Linked DNA regions of Homo sapiens: region 1 is linked to region 2. Evidence: read pairs that join two places in POLR2A ChIA-PET (ENCODE). Cell type or tissue: MCF 10A. All regions are shown on one strand. Each heading gives the region's core, and the rest is flanking DNA. Links, peaks and the distances in the headings are about the cores only.

Region 1 (5,384 bases), core at 276-5,275, 100 kb after region 2:
GTGGGTCACGCCTGTAATCCCAACACTTTGGGAGGCCCAGGTGGGCGGATCACGAGGTCAGGAGTTCGAGACCAGCCTGACCAACATGGTGAAACCCTGTCTCTACTTAAAAAATACAAAAATTAGCCGGACGTAGTGGTGCATACCTGTATTCTCAGCTATTTGGGAGCCTGAGGCAGGAGAATCGCTTGAACCCGGGAGGCGGAGGTTGCAGTGAGTCGAGCGAGCCACTGCATTCCAGGCTGGGCGACAGAGTGAGACTCTGTCTCAAAAAAAAAAAAAAAAAAAAAAAAAAAAATCTTGGCCATATTTTAATGTAGGATCCATACATAAATTTTAACGCCCAATTTTAAATTATAGTCAGTAGCAAACATGTTATTTTTGGGAAGTCTCTTTTCTGACTTGTTAAAGCAAGTATGCATGGGCCTATAATTCTACAACACAAATTGCGTTTTTGTTTTGATGAGCTCTGTTCCTTTATTCATACATTCATTCATTCAACAAATATTTATTCAGAACTTACTAGGTCCTGGGGATACTACAGTGAACAATAAACAGCAATCTATGCTCTCATGTGATAGCCTCTGGTTATACCGCTTGATTCCTTTTCTTTTTCTTTCTGACTCATATACTGCTACTTTCTGACTTATATACTACTTTCTTACTTTCTGACTTATATACTGCTAATATCACTGCTTAACACCAATTTGCGAAGATAACATTTATGTGACGTAAATAGATCTATTTTATGTTCTGCTGTTCTTAACACTTAAACATTATTATTGCGAGTGATTTTTGTATTCTTTTGGATGTGGGTAATTTAACTTTTATTAAGGTAATTTTAGTATGTTAGATGCTCAACTCATTTGGCCATTAGAGTGCTCTTCTTTATTTAGGAGCGTGTAACTACTTGTCTCTGACTGATTGTGCAGTCATGACATAGCTGGAGTCAGGATCCAACTTTAAACATTGTGAGATAAATCATTTCCACAGTCTTGCTTAAGTGGCCATTTTAGTGTAGAGAAGCACATTTTCCGTTGAAAGCCAATGTGAATGTCTCCTTGACCCCGGGTCTCAACAATTTTTGAGCAACATAGGTATGATGGTTTAGAAAAAGCTTGATAGATTAAAAAAAAAGATTCTGTAAAATTAAAAATTTTTCCTTTGAAGAATTATTGATAAAAGCATGCATTTGAAACAATATAATTCATATATATCAGTAATAAAATGGGGTCTATTTGAGTTTACTAAGCATTAGCTTAGCAATAGCTACATTTCTCTAGACAGATTTCTGAGTTGCTATGAATATTTGATCTCAAGACAATGAAACCTGTAGAAATTAGTAGTTCCTTTTTCCTTTTCAATGCTCTGTATACCAAACAAAAACTGTCACCTTTCATGCATAAACATTAATGACCAGTATCTGTGAGCGCAAAGCCTGTATATTCAAGGTTAAAACTCATTCCCTGCACTATTTGGGGAGATGATTAACTCTTCTTGGTAGCAGACCAGAAGCAAGTGGGGCAGCCCCCACCTCTTCATCTTTCTGTGGAGATCTGTAGGGTTGTCTACAAAACAGCTGCTCCCCACATGTACTGGGTGTGAAAAAATCCATTTTTGAGAAACAAACATCAAAACAAAGGCCTCATAGCTGTGTATTTTTCTACCTTTGGGTCCAGGATCCAAAGTCCATATTGAAATGGCTTACTTGCCTTCCAGAGCACAAGGGTGGCTGCAGGAAGTAGACCCAGAGGTTTTCACAAACCAGGTCTTCCCTGGAAATAGTAGTAGAGGCTCGGGACCCAGATCCCCATGGAACCACCTGGCTGGTTTCTTTAGGGGAGGGCCTGAGCCAGGAGTTTTTCAGGGGCAGAGCCATGTGCCTTTCTGATCCGACTATATTCTGGGCTTAGGTGAATCTATGTTGACTTTGGAGTGGTCAGAGGGGTTGAAGCAAAACTGGCATGGATATTCTGCTGGTTGTCAAATGTTGGGCAAGTGTCCTGCTCATAATTTTTAAAGGACAAATATTTGAAATGAGCTAGCTATTTTAGATAATTTAAAAATTATTTATGTGCTGGTTTATTGTATAGAAAGGAATATGAAATATTGTACATAACTTAAAAAAAGATTAAAACAAGCCTGGCACAATGGCTGGCACCTGTAGTCCTAGCTACTGAGGAGGCTGAGGTGAGAGAATTGCTTGAGCCCAGGTGTTCGAGACTGCAATGAACTATAATTGCACCACTGCACTCCAGCCAGGGCAACAGAGTGAGACCCTTTCTCTCTCTACATATAAAACAGTAGATCAACATTACAAAATGTTAAAAAGAGAAAAAACACCCATAATACTGCTATTCCATTTTTCCTCTGTGCAAATATATTTGAACATGGTTATATTCATAATGCACATATATCATCTGTATTCTGCTTTTCAATTTAATATCATCCTCTATTTTCTGTATATTGTGACAGTCTTCATAATTTATTTTTAATGATAATATAGTATTTCATTAGAAACATGTACTATAGCTAACATTTTTCTGATTATTGGGCATTTAGGTTGATTCATATTTTGTAGTGAACATCTTTTCTTTTGGATCATTTCTTAGGATCAGTTTCCAGCAATAAGATTACTGTGTCAAAGGAAGTAGACATTTTTATGACTGATACATGCTTTGCAAAAGGTTTGGCCTTTTTCTTTGCACAACTTTAAAGGTGAATCATCAGCCATGAGCCAGTGCTTACATTTTTGGACAGTTAATTATTATTCCCATATTAGGCAGAGAGAGAAAAGCTCTGTGCACATCTGATTTTCTTCTTATTGCTTTCATTATATAGAGCTGACGTGTTGAGAAAAATGTCCTGGCTGTGAGACATTCCAGACAACAGAGCCATCACTTTGGAAAAGTTTGGACCAATCCCAATTTTGCAATCAGCTCCCAGAGTTTTTCATATTTCTTTTGGCAAAGATATCTGTCGCTGTGGTCAAATGCAGCTGAATGGTTAAAGTCACAGCGTGAGCTGATCAAGGTGCCTATTTTAGTATTAGGTTGGCAGTCTGTGGCCAGGTGTCTGGGTATTTTGAGAGAAGTAATTTTGTAAAGTAATTTGCAATTCTTAACTGTGAACAGTGCCAGAAGAGTTATATGCAGGTTTTCTGTGGAGATTCTCTCTCTCTTCCAGACCAATTGGAGGATAATCATTGGTTTCCGAAGAAAACACACTGGGCCGGGTGCAGTGGCTCATGCCTGTAATCCCAGCACTTTTGGGAGGCTGAGGCAGGCGGATCACCTGAGGTCGGGAGTTCAAGACCAGCCTGGGTAACATGGTGAAACCCTGTCTCTACTAAAATTACAAAAATTAGCCAGGTGTTGTGGCATCCACCTGTAATCCCAGCCACTCAGGAGGCTAAGGCAGGAGAATCGCTTGAACCCAGGAGGCGGAGCTTGCAGTGAGCTGAGACATGCCATTGCACTCCAGCCTGGGTGACAGAGCAAGACTCCATCTCAAAAAAAAAAAAAAAAAAAAAAAAAAAAAAAAAAAAAAAAAAAGAAAACACTGATTGCAGGGAAATTAGGACACCTTGGTCCTTGCTGAATGTGTCACAGTGTCTGTGCTTTGCAGCAAATTGCTTGACTTGAGTTTTTTCCTTCTAAGAAGCAAAGATATTGGAAACAGGAGTGCCAAAATCCCTAAAATTTTTTAGGTTCTTTGTCCGTTGGATGATTCTAATTGCATGCCCATTTTTGTAGCCAAGGATGTAATTTCCCTATTCATTGGGGCTTCTGTCAGGCAACAATGGAAAAGAATAGGATGTGAAGCACAAACCTATCTTTATAGTTTGTCATTTCTACCAGAAGATATCATGGCATATATAATTAAAACCAATGGCAAAAAATTATTTTGACTACCTGTGGCTTGAATGTACTTACTCTATCCCTGCTCCTCATGAATATGTTAAACATAGAAAAAAAAATAGCATTCACTCTTGCCCAGCAGGTTAAAAGGAAGTCAATCTATTCTGTGGAACTGGTCTTGAATTTACCGACCATTACTTTATTTGCTGACTGTAAAAATTCTAGCTTAAAAAATAGCACTCTCAGCAACATCATTTTCAAACATGAAGGCCAACAGTATTTTATTTAGCATAGCATTTTGAAAATCTAATGGCAATTTGGTAAGAAAAACTTAGGCCAGTTAGGGGAGGAGTAAAAATGAAAGTGGAAATAACATTCATTTTCTTTTTGTATTTTGTATTTTTATTTTTTTGAGGCAGTCTCATTCTGTTGCCCAAGCTGGAGTGCAGTGGCGCGATCTTGGCTCATGCAACCTCTGACTCCTGGGTTCAAATGATTCTCCTGCCTCAGCCTCCTGAGTAGCTGGGATTACAGGCGTATGCCACCATGCCCAGCTAAATTTTGTGTTTTTAGTAGAGATGGGGTTTCACCATATTGGCCAGGCTGGACTCAAACTCCTGACCTGAAGTGATCCACCTGCCTCAGCTTCCCAAAGTGCTGGGATTACCGGCTTGAGGCACTGCACCTGGCCATTTTCTATAAACTCTCTGAAATTAATTTTCATTTAGTCTGTTATAAAAGTAGTTATTCTCATTTTTCCCTATGAAGGCATAGAATCAGTAAAGAGATTTATAATGAAGCTATGTGGTCACTTCAATGCATATCTTTGTAGCTGCCTGTAGAAGAGTTTTCTATTGACTGTGGAAACCCCTTCATAAGAAACAGGGTGAGGGTCACTCTAGCTGAGCTTGAGTAGTTTACTTAACCTGTCTGTTTCCAAACTGGTAAAATGGATTGTGGTGAAGATTAGAGCTGATACAGTTTAAGCACCCAGCTGCCCTCTTGCAAGTGAGGATACTATACTTAGAGAGGAACCCAGTCCCAACCTCTCCCCAGGGAATAGCAGCAGGAGAGTGCTGGGTTGTAGACCAGTGTTGAGACTTGTAAATAGTCTTTGGCACCATAGGGCCATGTGTATTCACTCATCAAATTCAGCCGTGTGTGTGTGTGTGTGTGTGTGTGTGTGTGTGTGTGTGTGCGTGTTTGTGACCCTACTCTGAGCCAGGTACTGTTTCAGGTATTAGGGATACTGCTGTGAATAAAACAGAGATGCTGCCCCTGCTGATGGAGACAAGTAATAAGTAAAGAAACATAGATGGAGATCTGTGCTATAAAGAAAGAGCAGAGAGCAGGCATGTTGGCTCATGCCTATAATCCTAGCACTTTGGGAGCCCAAAGTGAGAGGATCACTTGAGCCTAGGAGTTCAAGACCAGCCTGGGCAACATGGTGAGACTACTTCTCTACTTAAAAACAACAACAACAAACAGAGTATGGAGATAGAGAGTGATCAAGTGGGAGGGAAT
Region 2 (5,384 bases), core at 183-5,182:
GATTTTTTAAAAATACGATCATTTCAGCATTCACAGTTTTCTGCTGTTGAAATACATATTTTATTTTTAACAGCTTTAGTAAGATATAACGCACTTACCATATAATCTGTCCACTTAAAAATGTACAGTTTGATGGTATTTGGTGTATTTTAGTTGTACAACCATCACTCCAATCAATTTTAGAACATTTTTATCACCCCAAATGAACTGTACCCATTAGTAATCACTCCCCATTCTTCTCTACCCTCAGCCTCTGGCCATCACTAATTTCCTTTCTGTCTCTATAGATTTACCTATTCTGGACATTTTATAGAAGTAGAATTATAGAATTTGTCAACTTCTTTTTTTTTTTTTTTTTTGAGGCAAGGTCTTTCTTGGCCACCCCGACTGGAGTGCAGTGGTACAATCATAGTGCACTGCAACCTGGAACTCCAGGGCTCAAGTGAACCTCTCACCTCCACCTCCCAAGTTGCTGGGACTGCAGGTGCACACCATACGCTCAGCAATATGTCAACTTTTATGACTGACTTCTTTCACTTAGCATAATTTTTTTTTGTTTTTTAGATGGAGTCTCACACTGTTGCCCGGGCTGGAGTGCAGTGGTGCGATCTCAGCTCACTGCAACCTCCCACTCCTGGGTTCGAGTGATTCTCCTGCCTCAGCCTCCCGAGTAGCTGGGATTACAGGTTCCCACCACCACATTCAGCTAATTTTTTGTATTTTTAATAGAGACAGGGTTTCACTATGTTGGCCAGTCTGGTCTTGAATTCCTGACCTGGTGATCTACCTGCTTTGGCCTCCCAAAGTGCTGGGATTACAGGCGTGAGCCACTGTGCCTGGCCCACTTAGCATAATTTTTATAAGTTTCATCCAAGTTGTAGCATGTATCAGTACTTCGTTGCTTTTTATCAATGAATAATATTCCAGTGTGTGGATATACCACATTTTGTTTATCCAGTTATCAGTTGATGAGCATTTGAATTGTTTTCACTTTTTGAATATTATGAATAATGCTGCTATGCACATTGGTGTATACATTTCTGTGTGGATATATGTTTTTATTTAGCTTGGGTATATATCAAGGAGTAGAGTTGCTGGACCATATGATACCTCCATGTTTCACCTTTTCTTTTCTTTATTTTTGTTTGAGACAGAGCCTTGCTTTGTCACCCAGGTTGGAGTGCAGTATGTAATCATAGCTCACTGCAACCTCAAACTCCCTCCCTAATTCCAGCACTTTGGGAGGTGGAGGTGGGCAGATTGCTTCAGCCCAGGACTTGGAGACCTACCCTGGGCAACATAGACAGACCACGTTTCTAAAAAAACAAACAAACAAAAAAAAGAGGCTGGGTGCCCTGGGAGGCAGAGGTGGATGGATCACTTGAGGTTAGGACTTTGAGACCAGCTTGGCCAATACGGTGAAACCCTGTCTCTATTAAAAATACAAAATTAGCCGGGCGTGTTGGCACGTGCCTGTAGTCCCAACTATTCTGGAGTCTGAGGCAGGAGAATCGCTTGAACCTGGGAGGCAGAGGTTGCAGTGAGCCGAGATCATGCCACTGCACTCCAGCCTGGATGACAGAGGGAGACTCCATCTCAAAAAAACAAAAACAAAAACAAAAACAAAATATCTACAAACAATCAGTGGAGTATACCTATTGGGTTGCTATATTTTTTATTTTATGTTTTCAATTGTTTTTGGGGAGCAGGTGATTTTTTTGTTGTGTGGGTATGTTCTTTAGCGATGATTTCTGATGTTTTAGTGCACCTGTTCCCCGAGCAGGCATACGTTGTACCCACTGCACCCAAACTCATAGCTCACTGCAACTCCCAACTCCCAAGCAATCCCTTGCCTCAGCCTTCCAAAGTGCTGGGATCGTAGGCGTAAGCCACCATGCCTGGCTCCATGTTTTACCTTTTGAAGAACTGCCAGACTGTTTTCCAAAGCAGTGAAGCACACATTTTTGCAGTAAAGCAAGAAATTTTATAAATGATATGCCCTTTCCACAAGTTCCACTTTTTATCCAGACCTTCTCCTAAGGGCTGATCTCTGCAGCCTGGAGCCTCCAGGTGGGCAGCCTGCCTACAGTGCTAAGGGCAGGTTGATGGAAGAGAGTGGGAGGGACAGCAGGGGGAGGAGAAGAGAAAGAGCAAGGCAGAGAGAAAGAAGAAATGGGTGACTAAGGCAGGAGTAATAAAACGTTGAGCTACTGGGGGCAGTCCACTCCTAAGCCCTAAATTTTAAAATATATTTGTAGTATAAGTTTTCTGAGCAATTCTTTCAAGCGCTTAAAAGGAGGGGTTGGGGGATTTGAGCTCCATGTAGAATGCTGAACACTGTCATCAGCTGTGGCTGGTTCACAGGATTACTCATGTCCTGCGGTGAAGGGCAGATAGGAAAATGACTCACTTCACATACAGCAGTGCCCCTCCACCCTGACGCACATAAGAATCACCTGGGAGCTTTTAAATACTACCGATGCCAGGACCTCATGCCAGAGATTCTGATGGACTTGGAATGGGGTGGAGCCTGAAGGCTGGCCTATTCTAAAGGCTCTTCAGGGATTTTTAATATGCAGCTAGGATTGAAAATCACTTACGTAGACATACAGTTTTTATGTTTTAACAAATACTTTTAAGGCAAACAAACTACTGGGATGATCTTTGGATGCACCACAGAACTTTTTCAGAAGCATTTGGGCGTCCCAATGATTTCTACTTCTAAAGAGTGCTAGTGAATGAGGGATTTTGATTGAGGGCTTACTTTGCTGCCTTAGTGTTCTCTCCTAACCAGAAGCCTTTCTGTTTTGGAATCATGGAGCACATCTTTTGTGGGCTGCGAAAAGCTCTAGGTGGAAGGGAAGAGCATCAGGTGGTGAAGCTGAACCAGGAGAGTCTAAAAACCACGTGGCCTCTCAGGCACCCTTGAGTCTAGAGGGAGTTCCCTGATCTTACATTTGAGAGTGATTCTAGGGGTAAGTACTTTTTTTTTTATAACTTTTTTTATTGCAAAGATAGTTTTTGATTATTATAGAGCAGAACTGGTTGATGGGCTTGAAATTTTATATTTTTCTCTAATTAAAATATCTACAAACAGAGGCTGGGCGCGGTGGCTCATGGCTGTAATCCCAGCACTTTGGAGGCTGAGGTGGGCGGATCGCTTGAGCCTAGGAGTTTGAGACCAACCTGGGCAACATAGCGAGACCACGTCTCTTAAAAAAATTTTTTTTAGCTGGGTGTGGTGGCAGGTGCCTGTAATCCTAGCTGCTCGGGAAGCTGAGGCTGGATAATTGCTTGAACCCAGGAGGCGGAGGCTGCCGTTAGCTGAGATCGCGCCATTGCACTTCAGCCTGGGCAACAAGATCGAAACTCCAACTCAAAAAAAAAAAAAAAAAAAAAAAAAAAAAAAAAAAAAAAGGCCGTGCGCGGTGGCTCGTGCCTGTAATCCCAGCACTTTTGGGAGGCCGAGGTGGGCGGATCACCTGAGGTCGGGAGTTCGACACCAGCCTGACCAACATGGAGAAACCCCATCTCTACTAATACAAAATTAGCCAGACGTAGTGGCACATGCCTGTAATCCCAGCTACTCGGGAGGCTGAGGCAGGAGAATCGCTTGAACCTGGGAGGCGAAGGTTGTGGTGAGCTGAGATCGTGCCCCTGCATTCCAATCTGGGCGACAAGAGTGAAACTCCATCTCAAAAAAAAAAAAAAAAAAGAAAGAAAGAAAGAAAATATCTACAATCAGTGGAGCATTCCTATTCGGTTGCTTAATTTTTTTTTTTAATTTTCAATAGTTTTTGGGGAACAGGTGATTTTTTTGTTCCATGGATCAGTTCTTTAGTGGTGATTTCTGAGATTTTGCTGCACCTGTCACCTGAGCAGTATATGCTGTACCCAGTGTGTTGTTTTTTATTCCTCACCTCCCTCACCCCTTTCCCCCTGAATCCCCAAAGCCCATTATCTCATTCTTACGCCTTTTTATACTCATAACTTAGCTCCTACTTATAAGTGAGGGGGTCGGTACTCTTCATTCAGCCATACATTCAGGAAGACATGTTTATTGGGTTCCTTCTGAGTGCCTGTTCATCATCTGGAGCAGTATCATGGAGTTAGAAGACAAGTCCTCTGACTCTGTGCCTTCCAGTCTCCACACACCTCAGTGACCTTCACACCACCACCCTCGTCCAAGTCACTGTCTTCTCCAGCCTAAATGTCTGCAGTTGCGTCCTACTAACTGGCCTACTCGCTTCTGCTTTTAGTCCCCTATAGCCTATTCTCATAGCTAGAGGGATAAAAAAAAAAATCAGATGCCCTTATTCTCTTGCTCAAAGCTTTCAAATGGCTTCTTATCACATTTAGAATATAATTCAGCTCCTCAAATGTTACAAGACCGCACCCCTACCCACCTCTTTATTCTCATCTCCTCTACCTTCATCTTCCCAGCCCTGTTGGCCTTGCTCATTTCTTCCTGAGGGCCTTTGCACTTCCTGTTCCCTCTGCTTGTTTTCCCCCTCGATATCAGTTGGTGCTTACAAGTCTCTCTAAACCAAGCACCCTGTATTAGAATCCATGTGTCTCTCACAGCAGCCACTAAGATCATTTGCAATTAGGAGGTACTCAATAAGACACTTGATGATGTGAATGGATACAAATATAAAGAAAATAACATATAAAGAAAATGACATCTTGGAAAAATCCTTGCCCAAAATTCTCTGGAACAGGTAACTCAAAAGAGCCAAATCAGCATATCAAGTCTGATGTGGTTCTCTTGCTGCTCAGAGAGCTGCAAAGATTTTACGCTTGTGCAAGCAGATCCTCTGGAAGAAGTAATTTTCTCTTTGGGAGAGTAGCAGTACACAGGCTCAGCAGTAAATTCACAGTATTTTACAAGATAGAAAGCGAAAATCATATTAAAAGCAGTAATCATACACTAGCGGCACCAATCTCTCGTACGTTAATGGTATGGTGCCATAATTTGACCATAATTTCTCTCTTTCTGTGTCTCTGGCTCTCTCGACTATGAAAATGCTTAGTGGCAGTTCTGCACAGCACGAAGCAAAACAGTGGTAGTAGAGAAAGATACATTTTGATATAGCACAGTCTCTGCTTCCTGTATTTCTTTTACCATTTAAGTAATGGTAGGCTTTGCATTTGTATAAATCATGCAGACAATAGTGTGGGACTATGAAGACGTGGTCCATGATGGCTTGAGTCTGTGGATCACAAACCTCAGATGAAGGTGGAGAGTGTTAGGGAAGGTAGGCACAGTTTCAATCAATTTTCTTCCATTGTTGCTTGTAATAGGTTTTCTGAAATGCTTTCACCTTATGAGCATTCATTCTGCTTATTCTTTTGGAGTTGTTCTGCATTACTCAAAAATCATC

Evidence for each region. Peaks named below come from ENCODE experiments on the same cell type or tissue, not always from the same donor. Only the 100,000 strongest peaks of a DNase experiment are listed, where the experiment ranks them.
Region 1: POLR2A ChIA-PET joins it to region 2 with 24 read pairs; 12 of 35 experiments call an interaction of 5 or more read pairs at or near these places.

The regions. Positions count from the first base shown.
Region 1 is chr1:200,376,995-200,382,378 of GRCh38, reverse strand. No RefSeq gene overlaps it. Among named protein-coding and RNA genes, the nearest start is that of LINC00862, 5.9 kb to the right of the region's middle. RefSeq lists an enhancer at 1,558-1,607. In MCF 10A, for the core only: no CTCF peak of the experiment used is centred there; DNase peaks (open chromatin) are centred at 928 and 2,848.
Region 2 is chr1:200,480,693-200,486,076 of GRCh38, reverse strand. LOC124900414 (a long non-coding RNA gene) reads left to right here and starts at 2,571. Exons shown (of 3, transcript XR_007066784.1): 1 at 2,571-2,975. LOC124904480 (a long non-coding RNA gene) reads right to left here. Exons shown (of 2, transcript XR_007066783.1): 2 at 4,031-5,384. In MCF 10A, for the core only: no CTCF peak of the experiment used is centred there; a DNase peak (open chromatin) is centred at 2,426.